Linked DNA regions of Homo sapiens: region 2 is linked to region 1. Evidence: chromatin contacts called from ENCODE Hi-C or POLR2A ChIA-PET data. All regions are on one chromosome and are shown on one strand. Each heading gives the region's core, a stretch centred on a gene start or an enhancer-like site at or near the end of the contact. The rest is flanking DNA. Distances are from core to core; before and after follow the strand shown.

The links. Hi-C counts contacts between places; a loop is a spot of excess contacts on that map. ChIA-PET counts read pairs that join two places held with the same protein, here RNA polymerase II (POLR2A). Pooled maps may share reads with other maps.
Region 2: a loop to region 1 is called in a pooled map, with 2.3 times the contacts of the local background. The contact joins two enhancer-like sites. A Hi-C loop is called at or near these places in 6 of 50 pooled maps. POLR2A ChIA-PET finds 5 or more read pairs at or near these places in 4 of 52 experiments (HepG2, OCI-LY7, Panc1 and 1 more).

The regions. Positions count from the first base shown.
Region 1 is chr6:137,900,478-137,907,000 of GRCh38, forward strand. No RefSeq gene overlaps it. Among named protein-coding and RNA genes, the nearest start is that of WAKMAR2, 36 kb to the left of the region's middle. RefSeq lists enhancers at 4,633-4,682, 4,863-4,952. Within about 2 kb of position 4,219, at least 4 of the 41 ENCODE cell types and tissues checked have a DNase peak (open chromatin) inside an H3K27ac peak, as active enhancers do.
Region 2 is chr6:137,720,075-137,726,597 of GRCh38, forward strand. No RefSeq gene overlaps it. Among named protein-coding and RNA genes, the nearest start is that of LINC02539, 16 kb to the right of the region's middle. Within about 2 kb of position 2,822, at least 3 of the 41 ENCODE cell types and tissues checked have a DNase peak (open chromatin) inside an H3K27ac peak, as active enhancers do.

The sequences.
Region 1 (6,523 bases), core at 2,969-5,468:
AAATTCTTTTAAAAAAGAGATCCTATACAGAGCTTTCCCTTTGATAGGTCTATGCCTAGCTAAGAAACATATTCTCACATTGCTCAAAGGTCCTTTACATCTACTGATTTTTTTTTTTTTTTTTTGAGACAAAGTCCCACTCTGTCGCCCAGGCTGGAGTGTGGTGGTATGATCTCAGCTCACTGTAACCTCTGCCTCCTGGGTTCAAGCAATTCTCCTGTCTCAGCCTCCCAAGTAGCTGGGATTACAGGCATATGCCACCACGGCTAGCTAATTTTTTGTATTTTGGGTACAGAGTGGTCTCAAACTCCTGACCTCAAGTAATCTGTCTGCCTTGGCCTCCCAAAGTGCTGGGATTATAGGCATGAGCCACCATGCTTGGCCTTACATCTACTGACTTTTATCCTTCTAACTACATAGGATGTAATATTTATGTGTTTTGAGTAATTATTTGGGGGTTAAAGTGTCGTCCTAGGAGGTCTAACACATCAATCCTTCATACCAAAGAGTTGACTGCTTCCTGAAATGAATTATAAGGTCTGTTCAAAGTGAAGGTTAGCCACCCCACCCCCCAGGGTAAAGAACATTAAAATGAGAGATAAGGTCTGAGTTCACATCCTAAAAAGGCCATTTATTAAACATAAATACGTCATTAGTCTTCTTAAAGACAGTTTCCTCTTTAGTGAAACAGAGATTTAATAAGCCTCCCCTCCTATCTCAAAGAGTTATTTTAAGATTCAAAACTAGAATGGGAAAATATATATAAAGATATTTTTGTAAATCATAAATGTTATAAAGGTCAGAACCCAAGAAGGCTTACCTGGAAAGTTTGCAGGATCTTGGCAAGGGAGACATGAGGACAGGAAAAGAAGCCAGAATTACTGGGGACTAACCTTTCTGTAGAACTGGGACCTGAGATGGATAGCTAGATTTTCAAGTTATAGTGTCAAAAGGGATATAGTAAGCTTGACACGGTATCAGTATCTAAGAGGTCCAATCTGGGGCAAAACAGACTGTCCAGCCAATGGTGAATTTTGGAATCAGGCATTCGGCAGGGTTGACTGAGATCTAGTTGTTTGGATTGATATCTCAACAGCAGATCAAAGTCCAGACAGTAATATCCCCCACATAGTAGCTTGGCATGGAGTAGGCAATCAATATATTTTTATTGACTTGACCTACTGATAAACAGAATAAAGGAACACATATCTGGCAATAAGATATCATGTTGTCAAGACCCCAGAGAACCTGAGTGCAGTTCATGAGCTGGCTCCAGGCCCAGATAGGGATTTCAGTGTTAACCAGGGCAAGCTGCCTAGTGACATGGACAGAGCAAGCTCAGTGAAGGCCAGGAGGAAGAGAAAGGATACAGCTCAAGGGGCTCAAAGACGTTGAAGCTCACCCCAGACGCAATGGCCTTGGATCCAGCACAAATTCAAAATTGTACCTATGAGTAGGGTTACAGCATCTGATGTACTTCAAGGCTTGGTCAGGCTAGCTGCGTCAGGACCAGGATGGAGCTAAGAATGAAGGTGGCGGGTGCCCAAAGCTTAACAGAAAGTGAAAATACATATTAATATATTATTCACTGAGTTTTTAAATATTAACTATTCACCTAAAAAATTAATATTTTTATTTGGGAGGCAAAGGGAGTTTAATTTGGATTTGTTTTAATAATCAGCTTAATAGGTACTAAAATTTCTGTTTTTAAAGAATATTTAATGGCATGGGAAATTCTAATGAAGTAATCAAAGAGTTGGTAAATAGTATATGCTACTATGGTCAGAATTCTTTGTGTGCATATTACTTGTATACAGATATAGATAAAGAGAAAATTGGACATATCTTGCAGAGACTGATAAAAAGTTGTAGAAGGAAATATACCAAAATATATTTAACAATAATTTCTGGATGGTAATGCCTATAAATTACTTCTGTTTTGTTCTTTGTAATATCGGGTGTTTTTACAATTCCTGACAATAAGTTTACATTACTTTTATAATCTTTTTTAAAAGATTTTCTGCAAACCTATCTCTTATAGTATCTCTACAATTCACAGAGAAAGAAGGAATACTCCACAGCTCATTCTATGAATTCAATATGACCTCGCTATCAAAATTAGACAAGAATGGAATAAGAAAGGAAAATTACAAGCCAAACTAGGCCATCGATGTATATATACAGGCCCAAATCAACCATCAAGTTTTTTTTTTTCAACATAAAAGAAACAAACTCTTGGAAAACCAAGTCTAACTGTGTTTAGAAAGATAATACACTAAGAGCTAGCTGTCTTCATCCTACAAGAACAATTTATCATAAATAATAGTTTCGTACTGGCATAAGAACAGACAAATTTTCAGTGGAATAGAATGGAGAGGCCAGTTAACAGGGTGTAGATGACATCTCAACAGTCTTGACTTGGATTTCCTTGCTCACCAGTGAGACTATCACTTCATATGACACATTTATACATGGAAATTTGTCACATGATGGGGGTGACATAGTTGAGCAGTAGAGAAAGGAAGGAATCTTTAAAAAGTACAGTTGGAAAACTGATTATAAATATAGATAAAATTGAATTTGGATTCCTAGCTCCTAGTCTGCTTAAAAATCAATTACAGACAGAGTAAGGAATTTATATGTCAAAAACAAAACTTTATGAGAGGAATATATATGGGTAAATAGTTTTCTGACTTGAGAATAGAAAAGAATTCCTTAAACAAGACCAAATATGATATCCTAAAAGAACATATTGACAAATGCGTTGAACAACTACACTACACTCCAGGTCCTCCCTCCAAAATCCTAAACCCAAATCTCATCACGTTTTTCAGTGAAATAAAAATACCTTCTGTTTCCAGCAAGCATCCTCCATAAAAGGCTTTGAAGTTATTAATATAATTAGCAAAAAATTCAGTACAGTATCTATTTTTAAACAGCGGTATTAAATTATAAGAACTATTTGTCCATTTACCCTAGTTCCTTGGAAGGCCGTGCGGAAGAATCAAATGCGCAAAGGTTAAAGCCCACAATTTTCTTCTTGAAGTAAATGGTAGCATTGTTAAGAAACGACCGAGGCCAATTTTCCTTTTTAACAGTGAGAACAACTTGTAACTAGAAGTCAGAATCTCTATTCAAGTATTTTACACAGTTCTTCTGTGAATTGCATATAGTGGATAGGATCATATTGATCTGTGATGTCAAAATCCAGTGCAGAGGCTTCACAGAGGAAGTAAAAGGAGATAAGATGACTACTCACCACTGCTCTGGGCACCAAGGCCCAACCTCTCCTCCTCAGAGGAGGGCAGTTGTCCAGGTACCTTTTAGCCCCAGCTCACATCTGAGGCTCATTATTCCTGGGTGAGAAAGCAGCTTTGGGGCACTTTCTAGAATGCTCTATCATGTGCTAGAGAATGATAATGGTGAATTCCACAGAGAGTTGTGCTTGGAGGATTCCTTCATTCTCAGCTGGGAGAGACAACCACCCCCGGTAGTTGGCTTTAAAATTTTTTTTTATCTATCTATCTATCATCTATCTATCTATCGATATTTTCACCATGTAGCCCAGGCTGGTCTTGAACTCCTGAGTTCAAGAAATTGGCCCGCCTCGGCCTCCCAAATTGTTGGCATGAGCCACCGCACCTGGCCCCAGGTAGTATTTTTACACTTGTATTGTCCAAGTTTTAGCATGAAGTGTTGCTTTTTCTCTGGTGGTCTGGAAGAGTTCACCCTGCCTGTTAGTGTGAATTTTACCTGCTAGAAGTGTGTCTCCAACAGACATCATCCTGAGAATGTCAGTGGGGGACTCAAAAACGAGGGGGCATCTCCTTGCCAATGGGGCATCTCATAGTCGTCAATGCCACTAGCGGTTAACAGGAGTACCTCTGGATGTGCATGCTGTTTTAGGTAGGCCTTTTCGGGTTTTGAAAACTCACAAAGCAAGTGAGGGGACTGGAAATTGAATTTATTCTTAGATCCTTGTCTCAGAAATGTAAGCACAGGGCAAGAAAGTCAGCACAGTGCCCTGGAGTCCTATCTGATCTCCGGGTTTTGGGGGCACCTTCCAGAAGGTACAGGTGCCACAAATACCCCTGCAAGACTCAGTGGAAAAACTCTCACCACTATTCTTATGCCCAAGGGGCCACGCTGTGAGTGTCTGCATCTCCTCAACCACACAGGTCTTCTCATTGCATGCCTAGATAAGGCAGTTACATTGAAACTATTGCATCACCTTGCTGCAGTCATGTATGATTAACTAGATATGCTGGAAAGAGAGAGGAAGGAGGCTGGTTACCGAGTTTAAGGAGTGTCATTTATGGTAAAACACATTTTTCCTATAATAAAATCAATCATAGGTGGTGGCAATTGCTACAACATGCTTTAGTATTGGTTTGATTTCTCCATTTCTAGATAGTGTTTCCCATTAGGTTGTTTTTTTTTTTTTTTTTTAATCAGCCTCAAAGAAACCTTAAAATAAAGTTGTGACTGAGGGCGGGTGAAGGGGACATGGAGTATGATAGTCACTTTTGTTCCAGTGTTAATTTTCAAAAACTCCGGATGTCTAATATTGAAAGCCAGTCCAGAGCGCTCAGTGTTAAAGAACTCGCTCCCTACCCGCCCCCCCGCCACCCCAACTGCGGGGCTGAATCACACGAGGAAGGAAAGTCTGGCTCACTGCTTTATTAATTCACTACTGTGATTTCTTTCTCTGTTACTAAAGGGGACTGGGCGGGGGGTGGTAAATTGAGTGGGCAGCCAGGAAATGTGATATTTTTCTTGGTTCCTTGTGATTGGAGGAAATTCTGTCTTCTCCTTTTGGTTCAAAAGTTTTAGCAACATAACCTTTGGTTTTGTTTTGTTTTTCTGTGAAGTAATTTGACTTTTCAGTGGAAGCTACCCCAAGCCCACCTCTCTGGGGTTGTAAAACCCGCTCGCTTTGATACAATTTCATTAAATGAAGTCATCCAGATGGTGAGCCCATATAAAACCCTGACCTTCAAAGGTCTCTGCCTGTCTCTAGGTCCTTGGGTAATTTGAAGTGTCACTTCTTGGCCATGTCTGCTCAGACCTGTCACCTTAAATCTCCTCTTTGAACTTTATCTTACTTTTCTCCTTAATCTTCTTTTGATGGGAGGTGAACATTAATAGGAATGATCTTCAATGCCGGTTCTCTGAAGACCCGTAGTAATTGTTAGTAATCAAGCCTGATGTGATGGACAAAATACACATTATGTGTAAATGTCCCATGCAAAATGTGAGAAAGTTTAGATGATGTACAGCAGTTATTTTTAGTCCTTCGAATAAAACATACTCCTCACATACATACTCCTCACATTCGAGAGCAATATTATAAATAATGCAGCATTCATTTAATATAACCTCAGTATGTTTCATTTCAAAAGACCAACTGTAATTTCTATTTCTGTTTATTTTTAAAGAACTCTTCACTACTGTAATATTATATTTTAATAATAATAACAATGACCTGTATATATTACATACTTAATATATGACAGTCCATAAGCTAGGGTTTATAAAAATATATATGATCAAATTTCATCCTAACAATACATTATGTGTTAAGTATTATCCCCATTTGACAAACAAGAAAACTGGGTCTCAGAAATGTGCACAGTCATGTTTAAAAATCCTAACTCTCTATCTCAAAAACCCATCCTATGGTGTCTCTAAGAGAAATGTGTAGACTGCTCAAACTGGTTCTAATAAAGTTTTCCCTCATTTTGAATGTTTCTGTTCAGTAACGAAAAACTGTAAATAAATAATACAAAAAGCATATTTATAACCTAAGTATAAGGCCTAAGAATAATAATAAAATGGATACTTGCATACCCACCACTGAGCTTAAGAAATCAGACATTAGCAACACCTTTGAAGCCTTGTGTACCTTTCTCCCAATCTATTCATCTTCCCCAATCCAGAGACATGGTTTAGTGCATGTGAGTGAGCCACCTCCCCAGTTAGAAAGTAGGCTTCTTGAGAAAAAAACTGGGTTTATTATTTCTTCATTTTTCTTTTTAGTTTTACCACATAGGCATTTATCCCTAAACACTGTACTATTTGATTTTGCTTGGCTTTGAACTTTATATAATTATTCTTTTGTAACTTGCTCTTTTAATTCAGTACCACCTACGTTGATGACTATAGTGTATAGTTCTTAATCTTCACTGCTATACAGTAGTCAACTGTATGACTATACCACACTTATTTACCTATTATCTCATTTGCCTGGATCTGTGTCGCTTCAGGTTTTTGCTGTTACAAATCAAATAGATATTCTTGTCCAAGTCTCCTGGTACACACATGCTAAAATTTCTTTTGGGTATATATCCAGGAATAAAATGCAGATTGAAGGGTGTGTGAAGTTCAGTCTTACATAACCGTGTCAATTACTTTTTTTATATTTTGAAAAAAAATTTTCCCATCGTTTTTCTACTGTTCTGTTTGCTGCTCATTTTCTTACTAATTTGTGGGCTGCCTTTATATATTTTTATTACTCTTTTTG
Region 2 (6,523 bases), core at 1,572-4,071, 180 kb before region 1:
GTTCTCTTGGAAGTTAGGAATTTCCTTTCTCTCCATATTGCTGCGTGGGCATGGAGGACTAGGTAAGCATACTTAGAGTCTATATATATATTTACCCTTTTTCCTTCTCCTAATTCTAGTGCCCGAGTGAGGGCTATTAGTTCTGCCAGCTGAGCACTAGCTCCTGGAGTGAGGGGATTACTTTCAAGTACTCCATTATCACTGAGCACTGCATACCCCGCTTTTTGAAGTCCTTTTTCTACAAAGGAACTTCCATCAGTATACAAGTTGAGGTCAGAATCAGTCAAGGGAACCTCTAGAAGGTCATTTTGAGAAGTGTAGGTTTGAGCAATCACCTATTGACAGTTATGTTCTATCTTTTCTTCATTGTCTGGAAGAAATGTGGCTGGGTTAAGAGTTGCACAAGTGTGCAGTCACAGCACTGGCCCTTCAATTAATAGAGCCTGATATTTAAGCGAACGGTTGTCTGACAGCCACAAGTCTCCTTTAGCAGTGAGTATGCCGTTCACATCATGAGATGTCCACACAGTAAGATCTCTTCCCTGTATCGTTTTAACTACTTCAGAAACTAAGACTGCTACTGCTGCCACTACCCGTAAACAATGAGGCCAACATTTTGCCACTACATCAATTTCCTTACTCAGGTATGCCACGGGTTGCAAGCTGGTCCCTTGGACCTGTGTAAGGACTCTTAGAGCTATTCCTGTTTTTTCTGTGACATATAAAGAAAAGTCTTGCCCCGTTGGCAAACTTAACACTGGGGCTTGGGTTAGGGCCTTTGTCAGGGCCTGGAAAGCTGCTTTTGCTTCAGGTATCCATCTTACTAAATGGGTATTGGCTTTCTGAGTTTCCTTAATTAGTGTATATAATGGCCTGGCTATTTTGCCGTACCTGGGAATCCATATTTGGCAGAAGCCTGTTATGCCAAGGAACCCTCGTAATTGCTTTTAGGGTTTTGGAATGAGGATAAGCCAGTATAGTCTGGATACATTCCTCACTGAGGGCCCTGGTGCCTTTGGATAATTTTAGCCATAAGTATTTAACCTGCTGTAAGCAGAGCTGAGCCTTTGGTTTGGAAACCTTATAGCCACAAGTGGCAAGGAAGTTTAAAAGCGCTTGGGTGGCTTGATGGCACAAGATTTCTGAACGGGCAGCTAGAAGTAAATTATCCACGTACTGAAGGACAAGAGTGTCCAGGTATGAGAATTGGCTCAAGTCTTGGGCTAATGCCTGGCCAAATAGATGGGGGCTATCCTTGAACCCTTGGGGTAAAACAGTCCAGGTGAGTTGAGACATTGGATTTGAAGGATCTTCAAAGGCAAACAAGAACTGAGAGTCAGGATGCACAGCGATGCAGAAAAAGGCAGCCTTAAAGTCCAGGACTGTAAACCACTCTATTTCCTCTGGTATTTGGGAAAGCAGAGTATAAGGGTTAGGTACAGCTGGGTATGGAGTGACAACGGCCTCACTGATAATCCTGAGATCTTGCACTAACCTCCACTGTCTGATGGGTTTCTGTACTCCTAAATTTGGAGTATTGCAGGGGCTATTGCATGCTTTTACTAGGCCTTGGGCTTTTAGGTCCTTAAAAATCTTTTGGAGTCATTGTTGGGGCTCGGGTCTAAGGGGGTACTGCTTTTGTTAGGGAAAGGAGGCGGAATCCTTTAGTTTAACTTGAACAGGATGGGCATTCTTTGCTCGTCCATATTGTCCTTCTGTTGCCCAGACTTCAGGATTAATTCCTTCCTCAAGCAGGGGACAGCAAATGTGTGTTCCTTCTCCTATGTTCAGGGGTATAATGGCCCCTGCTTTTGCTAGAATGTCTCTCCCTAACAAGGGAGTGGGGCTTTCAGGCATAATTAGAAAAGCATGTGAAAAGAGTAAAGTTCCCCAGTCACAACTTAGTGGCTGGGAGAAGTATCTAGTGACTGCCTGTCCTAGGACCCCTCAGATAGTGACAGATCTGGAGGACAGTTGTCTGGGATAGGAGAGTAAGACTGAGAAGGCTGTGCCAGCGTCCAGGAGACAGTTAACCTCCTGGCCCTCAATGGTCAAGCATATCTGGGACACTGTGAGGGTGATGGGCTGGCGTTTGCCCCGGGGAACCCTCAGTCCTGCTGCTGGATCATCTGGTTAGTGGCTTCTGACTCAGAAGACCTTTGTCCCCTGGGGCAGTGGGCCTTCCAGTGATTCCCTTGACATAAAGGGCATGGAAGAGGGGGCGGCTTATTTCTATCTGGACAACCTTTTTTTTTTTCTTTTTTTTTTTTTTTTTTTGAGACGGAGTCTCGCTCTGTCGCCCAGGCTGGAGTGCAGTGGCGGGATCTCGGCTCACTGTAAGCTCCGCCTCCCGGGTTCACGCCATTCTCCTGCCTCAGCCTCCCAAGTAGCTGGGACTACAGGCGCCCGCCACTACGCCCGGCTAATTTTTTGTATTTTTAGTACAGACGGGGTTTCACCGTTTTAGCCGAGATGGTCTCGATCTCCTGACCTCGTGATCCGCCCGCCTCGGCCTCCCAAAGTGCTGGGATTACAGGCGTGAGCCACCACGCCCGGCCTGGACAACCTTTTTTAAAGTGTCCTTGTAGACCGCACTGGAAGCAAGCCCTATTAGGCATTTGATTTGTCTGGGCACTAGGGATTTAAAGGTGTCTAAAAAGGGCGAACTTTAGCAACATTGAAAGTGAGCTTAATAGTTCTGTTTTAAAAGTGCTTACTCATTTTCTCATGTAAGCTTTCACTTTCTTAAGTTTTCTTTAACTGTCAGGAAATAAATGAGACAGCATTCTGAGAAGGATCTAGAGGTGCCACCACGAACATTCTGAAGGAGGCTGATAGAGCGGACAACCCACCAAGTCTGGGAGTTGACTTGACAGCCCTGCCCACGAGAAGCTGGCTAAGACAGCACAGTAGAAATGTGGCCTGAAGATTGGGGCACAAACACAGCACAAATCTATCATAACCGAGTCTTAAATTTGCTTTACATGTGAAAACCATATACTCACACACCAACAAGAACTCACCCCAGCTGGCCTAAGCTAAGGAATCTACAGTCCTTGGAAAAAGAACAAGTCAGAAGAAAGAACTTCAGGATCCTTCCAGCTGTTTCCCATGATTTATCATTCTTACAGTGTAGCCGCTTCAAAATACTTTTTTAACTTCATGCTATGAATTCCAAACACATTTAAGGTTAACCTCTGTCTTTGGTGTGATATAAGACCACTTATGCCACTCTGCTTTTTCTTGGTTGGCTTTTACATTTCCTTTCATGCATGCCCTGTTTTCCAGTAAAGTAACCCTATCCCAGGGCCTTTGACTAGCTCTACTTTTGAATCAACTAATATTTGCTGTTTCCACGTGGCAGGTGTGACCTTAGGCCAGGTGCTATGAGTTAAACAAAGATGAATGAGACTTGGACCCTGCCCTTAAATATTCAAACCAGCTAAGGGTTGGTGGTTAAACTCTGGACTCAGACAGACCTGGGGTGGAATTCCGGCTTCTCTACCTACCAGCTTGGGCAAGTTATTTACATTCTTCTAAATTCCCCCCTTTTTTTCCCCCACAACTGGGCATGATATTATCTACCTCATAGGCTTGCCATGAGGATTAATTAAATAATAAAGTGCAGTGCCACATAGTAAGCAAATAATTTAGCCTTCTCATTATTCCTATTATCATTATTTCCATGGGGAAGAGGATGTTTGGACTTTTCCTTCTGAACCCTCCCTCCCTTTTTTCATTCAACCTCTTAACTGCACAGAACTCTTCTGTTTTCTTTTAAGAGAAGAGGGAAAGCCATTCTGATGAAGATCTGAGATGTGAATATAACCTTGACTGCAGATGGACGGAGACAATAGGAAATTATGTCATACCTCTATTTAATCCACGTTGGTCCTGGTTTCATCTTCTCATTTCTGACCTTTGAGAAACATTTGTTGTAGAAAAGGACAAATAACATGATTACGTCGCTGATGATTAGTCTCTAGGCATTCACTCAATAAATATTTATTCTGTAGTTTCTGGGTGCCAGGCCCTGATTCAGTGCTAGAAACAGAGTGGTGGACATGGCAGCCACAGCCTCTAACCTCATGGAACACATAGCCCAGCAGATGGCAAGCACGTGCCCAAGGGAAAGAGGAAAGTCCTGGAGGTGAATGTGGGGGAGCTTTGCCTAATCCATCAGGCACACCATGACCTTCTATCATAGTGGAAGTCCCATGTGCATGGTGAGTCACCTGTGCATGGTGGCAACTCTTTATTTGCCCAAACTGGAAACTCAGGGTGAAATAAACAGCTGAAAGATTGCAGATCTATACAAGGGATTAAATAGTAGAATATTGAAGTCCATTGATATCATCGATTTTAAATTGAAAAAGAATTACAAAAGAATGTGGGTTAAGAGATGGTTTAAACCTCTCCAAGCTATTTTACCGCTAGAAATGTTAACACAAAAAAATATAATAATCTGATAATGGAGGATAATCGCTGATATTTCCTGTGCCTTCCTCCAATCCTCAGGATGACACTGGAAAGTAAACTATGAATTTGGATTCAAAATAATGTGGTATGGTTGGAGAGCATCAACTTCATCAACTGGATACAATGGCTGGAGATGCTCTGAATTTTCAGTTAGCAGGGCTCAGCTGGTCTCCATGAAAATGGTAGTTCCATTGGTCACAGTGTCTACAGTGATTTCATGTAAAAATTGCATCCCATTGCCTAGCCATCTGGCAAGGATCTGATTGCTGTCCCTTGAGATTCAGGAAGTTATGATGGTAAACTCACAGCTGAACATGGCTGGAGTAGAGATGGGGGACTGAGGCCTGGTATTACACCCATCTTCCAAATGGAATGAGTCCGGTGCTGGGTCAGGTCCCAGTTGACACTCAGAGAGCATGGCAGGCTGGTCAGCGATGCGACAGCTCACGAGAGTGAAACCGCACCACACAGAAGTAACAGGGACTCTTTGAGCTCATTTCCCTTCCTTCCATTGTGCAAGGAACTTGGCAGGCACCGCTGTGTGGGCCACAGTGGACACTCAGCAAAACAGCACGCGTTTGGCTTCTAAAACTCACTCTGCCAGCTCCTGACTTATGAGGGTGGTGGCAAAAGACCTGCTCTCTCTCAGCTTCTGTATCCATATCCCTAAAATGAGGGGGTTGTGTTGTACGATGCTGAGGAATGTTAGGATCAGATAAGATGATGAGAAACTCTGTTCCTCCTCTGTGTTCCCAGACACCTTAACCAGAAACCAGGCAGTCATGGGAGATGCCTCACTCCTTGTTTCTCCCCTCCTATTATTTCTACCTCCTAAACCCATCCCTTCCTCTTCTTCCCAATTGTCCCCCCTTATGTCAGGCTGTCCTGTTGTCTCACCTGGATAAACAGATTCCCAGTGTCTCACTTCACCCTCCTTTCCTGCGTCTGCCCCATTCACTCGCACTGTCTCCTCACGCCACCATGAAATAGTGAGAATGCATTCTGTCTTTTCTCTCTGCATCACCAGTGTCAAGCACAGTCATATGGAATAAGCTCCCCTCAAAATGTTTGATGGATGAATAACTAGGTAGAGGGATGAATTAATTAAACCTTCTGTGCAAGTACCATTTTTATAAGATAGTGTCTGAATGTGAGCTGCTATTCTCTGCAGTTCAATAAGCATAAATATTTGTTATAGATTTGGCACTGTGCTAGGTACTGGAGATGTGAAGATGAGTTAGATACAGTTCCTGACATTCGATTACCACCCAGTGAGCAAGACGGGCTGTATTAGTTAGGGTTCTCTAGAGAAACAGAGCCAACAGGATAGACAGATTGATAGGTAGATAGGGATTTATTTTAAGGAATTTTCTTGTGCAATTTTGGGGGAAGGCAAGTCAAAATTTGCGGAGATCAGCAGGCTAGAGACTCAGAGAAGAACTGATGTTGCAGTTCTAGTCTGAAGACAGACCGGAGGCAGAGGTCCCCCCTCCTTAGGGGACCTCAGATTTTTTTCTTTTTTTCTTTTTAAGGCCTTCAACTGATTAGCTGAAACCCACCATCATTATGGAGACTAATCTGCTTTGCTTAGTCTGCTGATTGAACTATTAGTCATATCTAAAAAATACCTTCACAGCCATTTCTAGACTGCTATTGGCCTAACATCTGAGCACCATAGCCTAGCCAAGTTGACACACAAAAACTGTCACACAGATGATGATAACACAATGCCTGCTATTGCATTTCTGCAAAGTAAACTAGATCTTTCTTTTATGAGAAGTTCTCTATACACTTTGGCATTCCAAAGCTAACATTTGTGAACTGCTTTCTCTGTAAATGCCATGCACTCTACAGGGTGCATTCATAAGCATGGCTTCCATCCCTACAACAATCTGTGATGTGGGTATTGTTCTTGCCTTTTACAAGTGAAAGAGGTCCAAGTAACATGCATGAGGTTCCACTGCTGATAGTGTAGTGGAGCTGAGATTTGAGTCCAAGCCTCTGCACTACTCCAAGTTCAATAATCTTTGCTGTACATCATGAT